Regions from separate parts of the Homo sapiens genome. Here region 2 is linked to region 1. The links are chromatin loops, found by intact Hi-C in ENCODE. Cell type or tissue: dorsolateral prefrontal cortex. All regions are shown on one strand.

Evidence for each region. Hi-C counts contacts between places; a loop is a spot of excess contacts. Peaks named below come from ENCODE experiments on the same cell type or tissue, not always from the same donor. Only the 100,000 strongest peaks of a DNase experiment are listed, where the experiment ranks them.
Region 2: a loop joins it to region 1, with 2.4 times the contacts of the local background. A loop is called at or near these places in 2 of 110 quality-filtered maps.

Annotation. Positions count from the first base shown.
Region 1 is chr2:182,182,865-182,190,864 of GRCh38, forward strand. PDE1A (phosphodiesterase 1A) reads right to left here. Exons shown (of 15, transcript NM_001363871.4): 11 at 6,115-6,196; 12 at 3,604-3,724; 13 at 3,028-3,215. Among named protein-coding and RNA genes, the nearest start is that of PPP1R1C, 200 kb to the left of the region's middle. In dorsolateral prefrontal cortex, CTCF peaks have their summits at 3,480 (motif pointing right) and 3,679; no DNase peak of the experiment used is centred here; H3K27ac peaks cover 1,149 bases.
Region 2 is chr2:182,511,937-182,519,936 of GRCh38, forward strand. It overlaps a transcript of PDE1A not described here. Among named protein-coding and RNA genes, the nearest start is that of PDE1A, 89 kb to the left of the region's middle. In dorsolateral prefrontal cortex, no CTCF peak of the experiment used is centred here; no DNase peak of the experiment used is centred here; H3K4me3 peaks cover 174 bases.

The DNA of each region.
Region 1 (8,000 bases):
TTCCTCAGTGAAGGCTTTCCTTACCAGTTTACTATATAGAAATTATCCCCAATTTCCATAGTAATTAGATTTTCTTAATCTGGTAATGTCTTTATTTTTCTTTATTTCTGAATAGTTTTGCTGGATTTAGAATTCAGCATTAGGGACACCCCTAGTTTCTATATAGTAGCCCTATAACCCTTATTTCTAGAACACATGGCAGAAACATAAATAATATAGTAATAACAGCTAACTCATATAGCGCTTAGTACTCTAGACACTTCTAAGCAAATTATATTAATAAACTCATTTAATTCTCTTAAAACCTATGGTGAAGAGGAATACTTCCTGCTATAGTGATGTAAAGAAGTCGAGTTTTTTCTCTTCATGAAAAAGCAAGTGTAAAACTGGACAGCATTAATAAAAACAACTATTCAATGACTCTGGAAATCAACCAAAGGGACATAATAATTTGAGAAACATTTATTCTTAAAAAATTGTTGGACATTCAGGTAAAAACAGCAGGAACCTGTGACCTTCTTGCCTGAAGTTACTCCCACTCCTCCATCTTCCTCTCCAACTCTGACCTGGGAATGGAAGCAAAAGCCAACTTTCCTGTTGGATGTGGTAGAATCAACTTGGAATGGGAAGGCAGCAAATAATTCTGGTTACTTGAATATAAAATGGTGAATCCACTTAGACTAGATGAGGAGAGCCCCAAGCTTTGTCAGCCTAGGGTTGGGGTCCAAGTTGGGGTAAAGGGTAAACCAGCAGGATTTAACAGAAAAACCCTAGAAATTAGAGAGCCATAGAAAGGCCATTTATAGTCAGTTTTAAAATTGATTTCAAAAAATTCAAGACAAGTTTTTTAAATATGTTTTTAAAATTAAAGAAAATAATCTTGAAGAATTAAAGGAAAATATGCTAACAATGAATGAAAATATAAAATATCAACAGAGAAATAGACATTATAAAAAAGAACCAAATGGAAATAATAAAATTGAAAAAAGTAGCTGAGATAAAAAGTTAATTCAGTGAAATCAACAGCAGGATTGAGGTGGCAGAGAAAGAAACAGTAAACTTGAAGATAAATCATTAGAAAGCAGCCAATCAAAAATGAATGAAGAAGGAAGGAAGGAACAAAAGAAGGAAGGAAAGGAAGAGAAGAAAGAAAGAAAGAAAGAAAGAAAGAAAGAAAGAAAGAAAGAAAGAACAATTAAAGAAATTGACAGAGATCCAGAGCATCCAGGACAATTTCCAGAATCCTAAGTTATGCATAACACAATCCTCAGAAGGAGAGAACAGAGAGAAAGAGGCAGAAGAAAAATATTGAACAAAATGACAGAAAGCTTTCTAAATTTGAAGCAAATTATTAATTTGTGGATTTAAGAAGCTAGTGAACACTAAGTAGAATACTGAAAAAAAAAAAGACCTAGATATATCATCATCAAATTGCTGAAAGTCAAAATAAAGTCTAGAAAACAGAAAGAAAAAGATAATACTCAGTACATACAAGGAAGCAACAATACAATTTATTTTTGGCCAACACTATCAGAAACTATGGAAGCCAGAGGCAATAGAATTACACATTAAAAGTGCTAAAATAAAAAAAAATCATTCAACAATTCTAAATCAAGTAAAATTATTCATAAATAAAAGTAAGATACAGACATTCCCAGATAAAGAAAATCTAATTGTTTGTCAGTATAACTGTGTTATAAGAAAATACTTGAGAAAGTACTCCAGTGTGAAGAGAAATGATACCAAATAGTAGCTCTGACACACAAGAAGAAATGAAGAATATCATAAGGGTAAATATGTGAGAACATACAAAAGATTGCATATACGAATGTGTGTGTCTGCCATCTGTCAAGTTCTGCAGGAATTAATGTGCTATTTTTGGCTCTCTGGTCTATTCCCAAGGCCCATCTTATTATCTCTATATCACAGCCACACTAAATTTATTACTTCAGTATAAGAGTAAATTTTGATATATGGCAAGTGCTCCCACTTTATTATCCTTCAGGAGTGTCTTGAGTATTCTTAGGTATTTGCAATACCATATAGATTTTAGGATCAATTTCTTAAATTCCATGAAAAATGTATTGGAATTTTCACTGGAAACATGTTATATTTATGGTTGACATTTGGGATAATTGAAAACGTTTCAATATTGTGTCTTTCTGACTATAAATATGATTTAACACTCTATTTTGATCTTATATTATCCATTTTAAGAAAAGTAAGTTTATTCCTGAGTATATTAAAGCTGCAAAAAACACAAGGAAAAAATTTCTGGCTGAAAAAATAACTACAAAGACCCTGGAGTATTTTAAGAAACTTCCAAGAGGCCATTGTGCAGGGAGTGTAGTGTATAAGGGAGACAGAGCTGTGGGAATGAGTGTGAGAAGAGGCAGGGGCCAGATCTGGATATGAAAGCTAATTCCTGCACGAAAGATAATAACTGTTTGAATACTAACTCACAAACCTACTAAATGGACTAATTAATTTGAAGCAGCTAATATGTCAGAAATAACTGTAGCTACCTTCCCATGCGATTGCTGTGGTGGTTGATTACTAATGATTTCCCCAATTCCTGTCTAAATTCTGAGTCAAAAAAGCAACTTAGTGAAACAGAAAAAAAACACACCCAAGTCTCTGACATGAAGTGATAACACACTTAATGCAACACAAAAGCCACTTACCAAGTAAAATCCAGGCTGGAAAGCACCTCTACGAAAGCACAGGAGTTTATATGGTACCACAAAGTTTTGTCACCATTTCATTATCTCATCTTTCAGTATCCAGTTTGCCAGCACCCACTGACACACAGATCTGCAGCCCATGTGGCACAAACAAACCAGAACCTCTTTTTATCTAATAAATGAGCCAACTTTCTCATGAATGATCAAAGAGTAGCCAAATTCCCAATACCATCAAGGGCTTACATATTCTATAGAAGAAGAAATCTAGAAGAAGTAATCCAAACTCTTAGAGGAGAAGTGAAGACAGAGAGAGATGGCAGTAAGGCCTCATAAACAACACTACCTTGTGCAGCTAACTCTTTCCACCTCTCTTTGTTCTGCTGAATGATGTCCACCAGGTTGTTCTTGAAACTCTTCAGGTCCACTGCTGCAAGGGAGTAGTCTGGGGAATAGGACCCATCACTCATGGAGCCTTTTGTATTTGATCGTCTTAGTGCATCAGCAATGTGTAACCCCACAATGGTGGTTGAGCTAACAGTAACAACCAAAGAAACCAAAAAACACCATCAGGATATGGGGTGAACAAGGAAAACCTGAAAAACTTTACAAAACCGACTAGAAAAGCAGGATAGTAGATGCTCAGTCCCAGTTCTGAGCACGTGGCAGCTGCTCATCTCCTTTCTCTCCCTCCCCACACTGGATTCTCCTTAGTACACACCTTACTTAGTATTTCATATTTTGTGTATTAAACTTCAGTTGTCAAAGGCAGATGCAATATAATATAAAGCCACTAGGTGGCAATACTCCCTAATAATTCTTGTGAGAATTCTCTGCCTAGATGTGAGAAATATAATCATTAAGGAAAGTGTTACTAAACACCACAAAGATGAAAAATAATGCAAAAAAGAAAATATCATACCTGCTTGCCACATAGGAAGAAGTTTCGGCTTTTGAGGCTTCCTCTATAAGAGGAATAACAATTTTCTCTGTTGAGTCTGTCAGAAGAGAAAATGTTGGCTCTACTATGAAATCGATGAAACCTACAAAAGCCAAAATGAGAAGAGAGAGAGATAAATTCAAGTGTTACAATTTCCTGAATTCTGAAATCAGAAATAATGAAGAGCTTCTGACAATCCTGGGATAGCAAGAATCAACTAAAATATTGGTTCTGCTTACCCTTTGTATTGTTTTAATCTAATAACAGTCTTTAGAGATGGTTTAACTGCTCTATAAAATAATACTTGAAGCCATGGAAGTGACACAATTTAAGCTTGCTAACTCAAGTATATTGGCTTTTCTATTTACTATTCAGCCTTATATAATATACGATTGCTAACAATACATTTAGATCCAATGAGAGTGACTATAGTTTCCTCTCTCAACACCAGGGATCATTATCTTTTTTGAAAGCACATCATGTGCATTTTGGATTTTATTCTTTACTAACAAGAAATCATATCTAAGCTCCAAAGAAATTAAATAATTGAAGGTTTTTCTCAGGTAACAGGAAGACAATTACTTTTTGTTTCTTACTATATCAGTCAGAGCTTTCTGCCAGTGTGTTAATATTTCAAATTGTTGTTTATTATTCTCTGGATGTAAAGTGTTAGTTCACAGCATGTGTGTGTGTTCTGTCAAATCAGTGAAGAGAAAAGTAACATCTCTGGGAGACAGCATTAATCCCACCACTTTGAGATGTCAGTACTGAATGAAGACTTTTACATTTAAAGTACTCATCAAGATAGAAAATGACACACAGAGAAAAGGGCATTGTCCTCTGGGAGCATTTTCCATCCCATGTTTAGGCAGAGGAGGAGACAACAACCTATTCTAAGGTCTGTGTACATGGCAATATCCCAGATCCCAGGACTGCTGTGGGTGCCTCAAGTCAAGAATTGTTGTTGGAAACACTTCTGAGAGCAATGGACTACCACCTGAATATAGGAGAATAGCTGGAGGTAGGCTTTTTAAGTGATAATGTCCTGTAAATATGCACATTTAAAGATTGTCCATCAGATGCTTGGATAAAAGTAATTCACATTTCAAGTAACTGGATTACTTATAGTATATAATAAGGCACATTTTTAATTTAATAAAACTTCAGTAGTTTTAATGGATGCCTTCAAGTTAAATCAGTGTTAATTGACCACCTAGGGTACTATTTTAAGTTCTATGTTCTTTTTTTGTTCTTTTTTTTTTTTTTTTTTTTTTTTTGAGATGGAGTCTCACTCTGTTGCCCAGGCTGGAGTGCAGTGGTGCAATCTCGGCTCACTGCAACCTCTGCCTCCTGGGTTCAAGTGATTCTCATGCCTCGGCCTCCCGAGTAGCTGGGATTACAGGTGCATGCCACCACGCCCGGCTAATTTTTTGTATTTTTTAGTAGAGACGGGTTTCACCGTGTTAGCCAAGATGGTCTTGATCTCCTGACCCGAGATCTACCTGCCTCGGCCTCCCAAAGTGCTGGGATTACAGGCATAAGCCACTGCACCCAGCCAGTTCTATGTTCTTAAATGCCTGAGATGTGTAGACTGTCAACTGGGGCATCACCTCTACTAACATGGCAGCAATTTGCATTACAGCAACAAGCCTCAGAAACTTCCATTCTTAGCTTGCCACATCAGGTCCTTAGCCTGCCACGTTTACACTTACTAAGCAAGGATAGGCACCTGTGTTATGGTCTCTAGAAAAACAGCTGTTGAAACTTGGATGGGAAGGGGAAAAGGTCAGAGCAGGCAGCTTTCCCCAACGCTTTGTGATGGGTGGTGCTGGAGCATAACTACACAGCTAAGAAGTGATCCTTGTGTTTATTGATCATATTGTTCAGTAACAAAAATGCTGGCTTAGGGAATAATTATTACAAGTATTTGAGCCATGCAACACATGTTTTAATAATGGACTGGACTTGAAGTCCCCAACACAAATACAGATGATAAGAATGAATGTGGTTGGGAGCATTATCATTTTGCAAATTTCCTGTTGTTGGTTAATCTATTCACATCATGACAGAATATTTTTCCAAATGAAATGTGCACTACTATATTAAGCATACCATGGAAACTTAGTGATAGAACAAGTGCACTAACATTTTCATTGAGTTGACCTATATATCTAAAGAATTAAATTACAGAAAACAATAATCAGCAACAAAACAACATAAAATGGTCTCCCACACAAGAAAATTTTATATTTTGTAAAAGGATTACAACCACGATAACAATTACATTTACTAATGTTGCTTTATTGAATTCATTTTGTGAAAATGCTTCAATAAGTCTTATTCAGCACCACATAGATCCATTTAAAAATCAAATATATCATGAATATGGAGTGAGGTTTTCATGCAAGTTACCCCTTTGAACAACATCGTTTACCCATTTGAAAACTGACAAGCACACACTCACTTTCCACCACCACAAATCATCAGAATTACCTATTTGTGACTGGGCCACCATGGTTGACTTCCGATCACAAAGTGGGGAAAATGGAAGCCCTAATTCAGCTTCTTTATCTCCCTGGAGAAAGAAAAGCACATTAATATAGACTTGGGTTGGAGAAGCTAAAATAATGAGCAACCTAAGATATAAAGCCTAGAAAAGCCACATCTTTCATTTCTTAATTAGCAATACTTTTTTCTTATTTATAAAACCAAAAGCTATGGTCCAAGTTTATATAATTTTTCTTGGATGGTCTCCATTTGGGGACATTTTGCAGGGAGAAAAATGAGGAATGTTTTCAGTACCTGGAGACTTTGCTTTGGCATTACAATCCCTTGACTTTTAAGAAACAAACATTTGCTTTTGGAATTTTCCAAAGTCACCATAAAATAACTAGCCATCTTATGTGTTATCTGACATTTAATTAACAATCCAAGTTAATTTATTTATGCCAAGTATATCAACAGACCTTTACTATCAAAATTTTGTGACGGAACTGTTTTTCAAAATTAAAAGTATATGATGTGAAACACCTTTCTATCCATTAACCAAGTTTTATTAAATCTTCCACAACATATAATGAGGAATTTCTTCAACATTCTTACATTCAGTGTGCATAAACTTATTTTAATGTTTTCTTCTCAGAGAAAATTGAAATATCAATTTTTTTATTATTTGATCTCATCTAAAATAGATTAATTGAGCACATATGTTAAAGAATTCCATTTATATTGGGGTTTTACTTCATGAGAAGTAATTAAATTTTCATCTTCTAAAACAAAGGTTGCTGTTCTGGTCAAACCTCTAATATCACAAGGTTTATTAAACTTTGGTTCTTTCCTTTGCATTAAAGGGGATGTGCTTATGAAAGAAAGAGGAGAGGATACTTCCTTGTTCTTGTTCATTTCAATTTCCTGGCCATTTGAAAGAACATTTTAGGTTCTATTTTCTCCTAATTTATTGGCTGTATACCTTCATGAGCAACACCAGCCTTGCATCATTAAGTCCATAACTTAGGATAAAATACGTAAGGACTCCACGGTTTCCTTTCACTCTGTTTCCATTAACATCTTTCTATGCTAATCTTTACAACATCATGTCAACATGTAGCTTTACAACTGTTTGAGAATATCTTCTAGAGCAGTTCCCCTAAACCATGCCTTTGATTATGAGAGTTATAGACAGAAAGTCTAGAATCAGAATTGTTGAGGAAAATCTAGATATGGCCATCAAAGAAGTAGGAAAATAGTTACAAACAGGAACATTTCACTATGTCATAACTCAGAGAAAACAAGGAATAAGAATTTCTGTGACCTCTGCCAGTAACTCCCCTAATTCCTCTGGATAATAATAACACTATTTCCATTTGAAATTGTGATTTATACTCAGCTTAAAGGACAGATGGAAGGGAATTATTAATGCCACTAGTCTTAGAGTCAGAAGATACAGTCAGCTGAATCGCTGCTGTCTAGGGGTTATTGCTGTTACTTCAGACACAGCACAGCCTTTGCTGAAATGAATTCTCCTTATCTGTTACCTAATTTTGTGATCTTGATTTACTTGTTTTAGGGATAAAATATAATAGATGTAATAGTATCTATCCTGAAGTTATCTAAGATTATTTATATGAAGCATAAAGACAGTGCCTGACACTTAGTAGTCATTAAGTTTAGCTAATAAGAAACATAATTTAGGTCAGGCACGGTGGCTCACACATGTAATCCCAGCACTTTGGGAAGCTGAGGCAGATGGATCACGAAGTCAGGAGATTGAGACCATCCTGGCCAACATGGTGAAACACCGTCTCTACTATAAATACAAAAATTACCTAGGTGTGGTGGCATGTGCCTGCAGTCCCAGCTACTCAGGAGGCTGAGGCAGG
Region 2 (8,000 bases), 330 kb after region 1:
CACAAATGTGTCCTGCAGCTGCCCAACATACATGCGTGGACCACACTGCCCCACCACCACCAGTGCACAGGCAGATCCCACCACTGCTGCTGCCAGTGCATGTGTGCAAACCTCCTCACACCACCATCCCATTGTCACTGGTGAATGTGCACACAGAGCCCACCACCTCACCACTACCCTACCGCCACTATCGCACATGTGCACATGCAAACCCCACTGCTACAACCTCAATAAAGTCCTTTTTCCAGCACCTTTCTCCCCATCAGAATGTTGTTGCCAGTGAACTGGAAACACCTCAGCCCCTCCAGTGCAGCAGGTGCTTAACCTCAAGGGGCCATAAAACAAAGTCATGGGCCTGGTCCCAGGCCCCAGTATTAGAGCATGCAGCCCAGGAGTGCTGAGCTGAGACTTGGCCCCCTGAAATAATCCAAAAACAAAGCCAGTCAACTCAACCCAACTTATACCACAGTCAAACCCTCAAGTGCATGAAAGAATATAAAAGCAAAAAGCCCCATCCAAAGGACAGCAACTTCAAAGATTAAAGAAACATCAGCTTACACAGATAAGAAAGAAACAATGCAAGAACTCTGGCAACTCACAAATCTAGTGTCTTTTACCTCCAAATGACCATAACAGCTACCCAGCAATGTTTTTTTACCAGACGAAATAGTTGAAATGACAGACACAGAGTTCAGAATCTGGATGGCATGGAAAATTATTGCAATTCAAGAGAAACTTGAAACCCAATTCAAGGAATCTAAGAAATCTATTAAAATGATTCAAGAGCTGAGAGACAAAATAGCAATTTTAAGAAAGAAACAAACTGTTCTGATAGAGCTGAAAAACTCACTACAAGAATATCATAATACGATCACAAGTATTAATAGCAGAATAGACCAAGCTGAGGAAAGAATCTCACAGCTCAAAGTCCGATTCCTTGAATCAACTCAGTGAGACAAAAATAATGAAAAAACAATTTCAAAATGAACAAAATCTCTGAGAAATATGAGATTATTTAGAAACCAAACCCATAACTCAATGGCATCCCTGAAAGAGAGGGAGAGAGAGCAAGCAACTTGGAAAACATATTTGAGAATATTGCTCACAAAATTTTTCCCAACCTCACTAGAGAGGTTGACATTCAAATTCAGGAAATCAGAAAACCCCTGTGAGATACTATACAAGATGACCATCCCTAAGACACATGGGCATCAGATTCTCAAAGGTCAATGTAAAAGAAAAAATATTAAAGGCAGCTAGAGAGAAGGGCAGGCTGCCTACAGAGAGAACTCCCTTAGGCTAATAGCAGACCTTTCAACAAAAACTCTACAAGCCAGAAGAGACTGGGGGCCTATATTCAGCATCCTTACAGGAAAAACATTCCAACCAAGAATTTCATATCCAGCCAAACTAAGCTTCATAAAACAAGGAAAAATAAAATCATTTTCAGACAAGCAAATGCTAAGGGAATTTGTTACCACCATACCTGCTTTACAAGAGGTCCTTAAGGGAGTGCTAAACATAGCAACAAAAAACTGTTACCAGCCACCACAAAAGTACACTTAAGTACATAGACCATTGACACTATAAAGCTTGTACACAATCAAGTCTATACAACAACCAGCTAACAACATGTCAGGATCAAATCTTCACATATCGATGTTAACCTTGGACGTAAACAGGCTAAACGCCCCACTTAAAAAGCACGAAGTGGCAAGTTGGATAAAGAAGCAAGGCCCAACCTGTATGCTGTCTTCAAGAGACTCATCTCACATGTGATGACAACCATAGGCTCAAAGTAAAGGGATGGAGTAAGATCTATCAAGCAAACAGAAAACAAAAAAGAGCAGAGACTGCTATTCTAATTCAGACAAAACAGAAATTAAGCCAACAATGATCAAAAAGGACAAAGAAGGGCATTACATAATGATAAATGTTTCAATTCAGTAAGAAGACTTAACTTTTCTAAATATATGCACCCAACACTGGAGCATCCAGATTCATAAAACAAGTGCTTAGAGACCTACAAAAAGACTTAGATAACCATACAATAATAGTGTAAGACTGCAACACCCCACAGCATTTCTATACACCAGTAACATCCAAGCTGAGAGCCAAATCAGGGACGCAATCCCATTCACAATAGCCACAGAAAGAATAAAATACCTAGAAATACTACTAACCAGGGAAGTAAAAGATTTCTACAACAAGAATTACAAAACACTGCTTAAAGAAATCAGAGATGACACAAATAAATGGAAAAACATTCCATGCTCATGGGTAGGAAGAATCAACATTGCTAAAATATCCATACTGCCCAAAGCAATTTACAGATTCAATGTTATTCCTATCAAACTACCAATGAAATTTTTCACAGAATTAGAAAACACTATTTTAAAATTTATATTGAATCAAAAAAGAGCATGAACAGTCAAAGCAATCCTAAGCAAGAAGAACAAAGCCAGAGGCAGCACACTACCCAGCTTCAAACTATAGTACAAAGCTATAACCAAAACAGCATGGCACTGGTACAAAAACGGACACATAGACCCATGGAACAGAATAGAGAACCCCAAAATAAAGTTATAACCATCTGATCTCCAACAAAGTCAACGATAACAAACAATGAAGAAAGGACTCCCTATTCAATAAACCATGCTGAGATAACTGGCTAGTCATATGCAGAATATTTAAACTGGACACCTTCTTTTCACCATATACAAAAATCAACTCGAGATTGATTAAAGACTTAAATGTAAAGCCTAACCTATAAAATCCCTAAAAGAAAACCTAGAAAATACCACTCTGGAAATAGACCCTGGCAAAGATTTCATGAGGAAGACTCCAAAAGCAATTGCAACAAAAACACAAATAGACAAGTGGAACCTAATTAAACTAAAGAGCTTCTGCACAGCAAAAGAAACTATCAACAGAATCAACAGAAAGTTTATTTTGTTCTATAGTTCTGCAGTTTTGAAGGTTAAGTTGAATTCACAGGAATTCTGGTTTATTTAGCCACACACCCAAACCATGTTCTTCCATGCAAGTTTAATCTGCAATAAAGCTGATATTTTGATTTTCATCTACGGGACTCCTAAACCTATCTCTCTCTTAATTCTGAACTTGGGCAGGAATTATGGGTATCATTCATTAGCACTTCCTCTCACCCTAGCATCTTATGAGGTAGGTATCAGTTTTGTCCATGTCTCAGCTGAAAAATAACCTAAAAGAAGTCATCCCTGAATATCCAAAATACTTTCCCAAAGGTGCATTTTATTCTGGTCACTTCTTACTGCATATTAACTTGCTTTTTATAATTTACTTTTTTGTTGTTTGTCTCCTCTACAGGAACAGTAGCTTCTGTGTCTAACATTGTACCTGACACAGTATACAATCAGAGTATATTTATTGAATGAGTAAATGAATGATCAATTCAATTAATGGATTTTACAAATAAGAAAAGTGAAGTTTAGGTAAATTAATAACTTTTCCATGGACACTCAGCTAAAAAGCAGGTAGTATTGTAATATTAGAAAATATCTGATTAGAGTTCAATTTCTAAGCCACCTAATCTGTAAGGTATTCCACCTTAATAATGTTAGTTCTATAAACTATAACATAATGTTATGTAGGACTGAATATTAAGACTACGTCTACACATCAAAATGAGTTTTGATGAAGTGGTTTTCTTCAAAACAAATTATGATTATGATTAAAAGACAGATTTTTAATAACTGATTTGCCTGATTAATCCATCAAAACAGTCACATACTGAACAACATACAGACTTATCAACAATTTCCAAGAAAGATCACATTCTCTTTTGACATTTGAAATGAATCCAGTAAATACCCTCCATCTCAGAGTTTGGTGAGGAAACTGGTGTTTTGGGCATGCAAGTCAGGGTTAGATGGAGGTACAGTGAGTTAATGGCTAAGAATAAAGAGTATCTGAATCCAATGTGCCATAGAGTGAGGCAGGGCTTCACCACTAGGGATTGTGCGTGTGTGTGTGTTTCTGTGTGTGTGTGTGTGTGTGTGTGTGTGTGTGTGTGTGTGTGTGTGTGTTGGGTGAGGACAGGAATGGTCATGTTGATGTGTTCTTCTGGTATAGAAGGCATGTATTAGATTTTTATTGCTACTGTAACAAATTTACCACAAACTCAGTGGCTTGAAATAAATGAATTATCTTCAGTTCTGTAGCTCAGAAATCTGGTGCAAATTTCACTGAGTTCTAGTATCAGCAGGACTGTATTCTTTCCAGAAGCTCTAGGCACATTCTGTTTTATTATCTTTTCAAGTTTCTAGAGGTTGCCCTTGGCTCGTGGCCCACTTTCACCATCTTCAATAGTAGCACAGACGAGTTAAGTCCTTGTCACTCACTCCTACTTTTTCTTCTGCCTCTCTCTTCCACTTTTCGAGCCTTTGTGATTGGCCAGGCATGGTGGCTCACACCTGCAATCCTAGCACTTTGGGAGGCTGAGGTCAGCGAATCACTTGAGCCCAGGCATTCAAGACCAGCCTGAGCAACATGGCAAAAACCCATCTCTACTAGATCTATAAAAAAATTAGCCAGGTGTGGTGGCACATGCCTGTAGTTCTTGCTACCTGGGAGGCTGAGGTGGGAGGATCACCTGAGCCTGGGAGGTCAAGGCTGCAGTGAGCAGAGATCGCACCACTGCACCAGAGTGAGATCCTATCTGAAAAAGAAAGAAAGAGAGAAAGAGAGAAAGAAGGGAAGGAGGGAAGGAGGGAAGGGAGGAAGGGAGGAAGGAAGGAAGGAAGGAAGGAAGGAAGGAAGGAAGGAAAAAGAGAGAAAGAAAGAAAAAGAAAGAAAGAAAGAAAGAAAAAGAAAGAAAGAGAGAAAGGAAGGAAGGAAAGGAAGGGAAGGAAGGAAGGGAGGGAGGGAGGGAGGGAGGGAGGGAGGGAGGAAGATGAATCTTTGTGATTACATTAGGCTCACCTGGGTAATACAGGATACGCTCCCTATTTTAAAGTCAGCTGATTAGCAATTTTAACTCCATCTGCTCCTTTAATTCTCCCTTTCAAATGAAGTAACATATCCTTTGGTTCAGGGGATTAAGACGTGGACATTTCTGGAGGGTGATAAGTCTGCCTACCCCAAGCCTGGGAATTGAGTTTTAAGGAGAACCATTGTAGATCCTTTTCTGGTGTCTTCTGAGACTGTCATCTTTTCTGTATTGGATGCAAGATAAATATAATGTTAGAGCTAGGTATATCTATGTTTAAACCCATGTTCTACCAGATACTAGCTGCATAACTACTTAAGAGACTTATGTTTTTAAGAACACTGGTGGGGAGTAAGAATACAAATATGTTATATCTGCACAATTCTAACAATATGATGATAAAGATGATAAAGCAAACACCCTTCCATCTTCTCCATGTTTATTCCAGCTGTGAATCTATCTCCAATCCTCCCACCTGGTTTTAGTCACTATTTTCGCAGCCTGGCTGATCTAATTTTCTAGTTACAGCCAGTATAAGATTCAGAATTTTATTCATTCATTGACTTAAAATATTAATTGCATTATCTCCTATGTGCTAAGTACTGTGCTATGTGCTGGAATCCAAGAGCAAATCCAATGAAGTGAGCATAGCTCTTGCACTCAAAAGCTGTGGTTGAATAGGGAAGGTGGATTTTGTTACGAGAAGAGAAATACAGGTTATTTATGAGCTGAAAATAAAAAACTAATCTAGTCTGGAAGGTCAGGAAGAATTTCCTTTGCAAGTGAAATTTAAGCAGCAATCTTTGCACATTTTTAACAGGATATCTATCAGAATTTTGAGTGGGACAACTCCTCCTGATAAGGAAATGCCCTGAGCTCTGCAGGACATTTAGCCTACCCGGACCCTGCTGCCCACTAAATGCAGAAACACCTTGCCATCACTGCAACCACCAGAAACTTCCCTACGCAACTCCAAAAGCTTCGTATAGAACAAGAGCAAACCTGGCTGAAAGGAAAACGGAGGAACAGTTGCCTCCAGAAGAGAGAACAAAATGAGCACAGGAAAAGGGGTGGTAAGCAATGTTTCTTTTGGGTGACCCTAGGTCTGAATAGGAGGCATGTCACAGAAGGAGAGGCATTAGAGGAGAATCCAAAGATCAAGCTGGTATACAGTGACCCTGTGAAGGATGCAAAGCTTTAAAGGTGTTTAAGCAGAGAGTAAAAGGATCAAATTTGTGTCTTATCTATAATGCACCTTCATCCTAAAGTATGGTTCCAATTTGGGAATATGATGCTAATAGCTCCTGTCACTTCCATGTTTTTTTTGCTAATTTTTATTTTAAATGTATATTTCTGCTACATCCTCTTGGTGATAAGGGCCTGGACAACTCCATCTGAGAACTACACAACATACTGCCCTCTTCAACAATAACAGTTGCTTAGAATTAAAAGATTACCATCTAATTCTTCTCTCCTTCACTTTTTGCTTCTAAACATTTTGTCCTTCACTATTGATAGTCATGTTCACTACCCTACCAATCACAGAGAAAAAAAAGACAACGAAGCTTAACTTAATGTCTTTCAAGCATTGCATTCACAATTCCAAGTCTTAAAATTAATATCTGGACATTCGTCGGGATGGGGGAGATAAGGAGGTATGTGTCGAGACGTGTAAAATTAGCGATCAGATATAAAGTTAGCTTCTAACTGAAATTGTGATAGATTCTAGTACTATGTTTATAAAAACTGAAGGAACTGGGGCAGTAAGTACTATGAAGTGGTGAGTATTACATTTTTGTCAGTAGTTTATGGTTTCTGGCAGTTCATACTTTCTTCTCTTCTCTTGAATGCCTGAGTAAGATAATACTTTGTTTTAGATTTTTCCCTATAATTTCATGTCGTTTTCACTGAATTTTCTACCTGAAAAATGCTCATTTTCAGTTTTCTGAAAATGCTGTCACCTCTTAGATTGAATTCTTATAGCAATGTCACTAACTGGAAAGAGCAACACCAGTGTTTTTTAAATGTTTAATTTTTTAATAAAATCCACAGGTGTGGAACTCTTTGTATGTTTAGAGAAAAAAAAAGCAACAGTACATGACACAAAAAGGCATTTATCTTTCAAATGGAAAAGAAACACAATGCATAGGTGAAATACTGTAAAATCTTCAAACCAACTTTCCACATGGAAATCAATGAAATTGACAATCTTTGAAAGACTATCAATAGCTATGTTTTCTTAGTATGTAGGAAGAAGTCTAGGTCCCAAATTCATAAGAAACTTCTGAATCAGAAATTTCATTTGGTGTTGAGATGGCATAAGAAATAGGAAGTGTTTTCCAGCCCTAAACGATTGATAACTTATGGCCAAGTATATAATTCTTTTTAAATCTAATTTATGAAAGACCTGATGCCATAGTTATTTGCCCATATTTCCACCATCATAGATGATGACTTGTAGTGTAGAATCTAAATTGTTGTACTGAGTAACAAATTAGTGGTTGAATATGGAAAAAGATAAATAAAAAGATTGTAATATAAGAAGAAAATTAATAGACTAATGCAGAGAAGTCTACATCAGAATGGGAGTAAGAAACTGTTTCACCTTTCTTGTCACAAAAGAAAAAGAGATTTCTTGGCACATAACTTTATATGGTGTCTCAAATATTATATGAAGACAATTTAGAAGAAGCTCAATAAAAGAAAACAAAAATGGTAGACAGCATTGATATTTTAATTTAGTTACCAATGTTTTCCACGTGTTCCAAAATTTAAAAATTATTTCTATGGACTCAAAAGACTCTCTAAAATGTTATGTCATATAACAATCCCTATAAGATATTTTCTCTAAATATCTACCTGTAATGGTTCATGATTTCTACATTTAAGGCATAATTGAATAAACATTATTTTACTTTCACCTTTGTCTCTATTTTTATTTAACCTTAAAATTTACATACTGGAAGCTCAATTAAAAACAGTATATTATGCCAAAATAAGTCAATATATTTATAAAGTACAAGATTTTAAA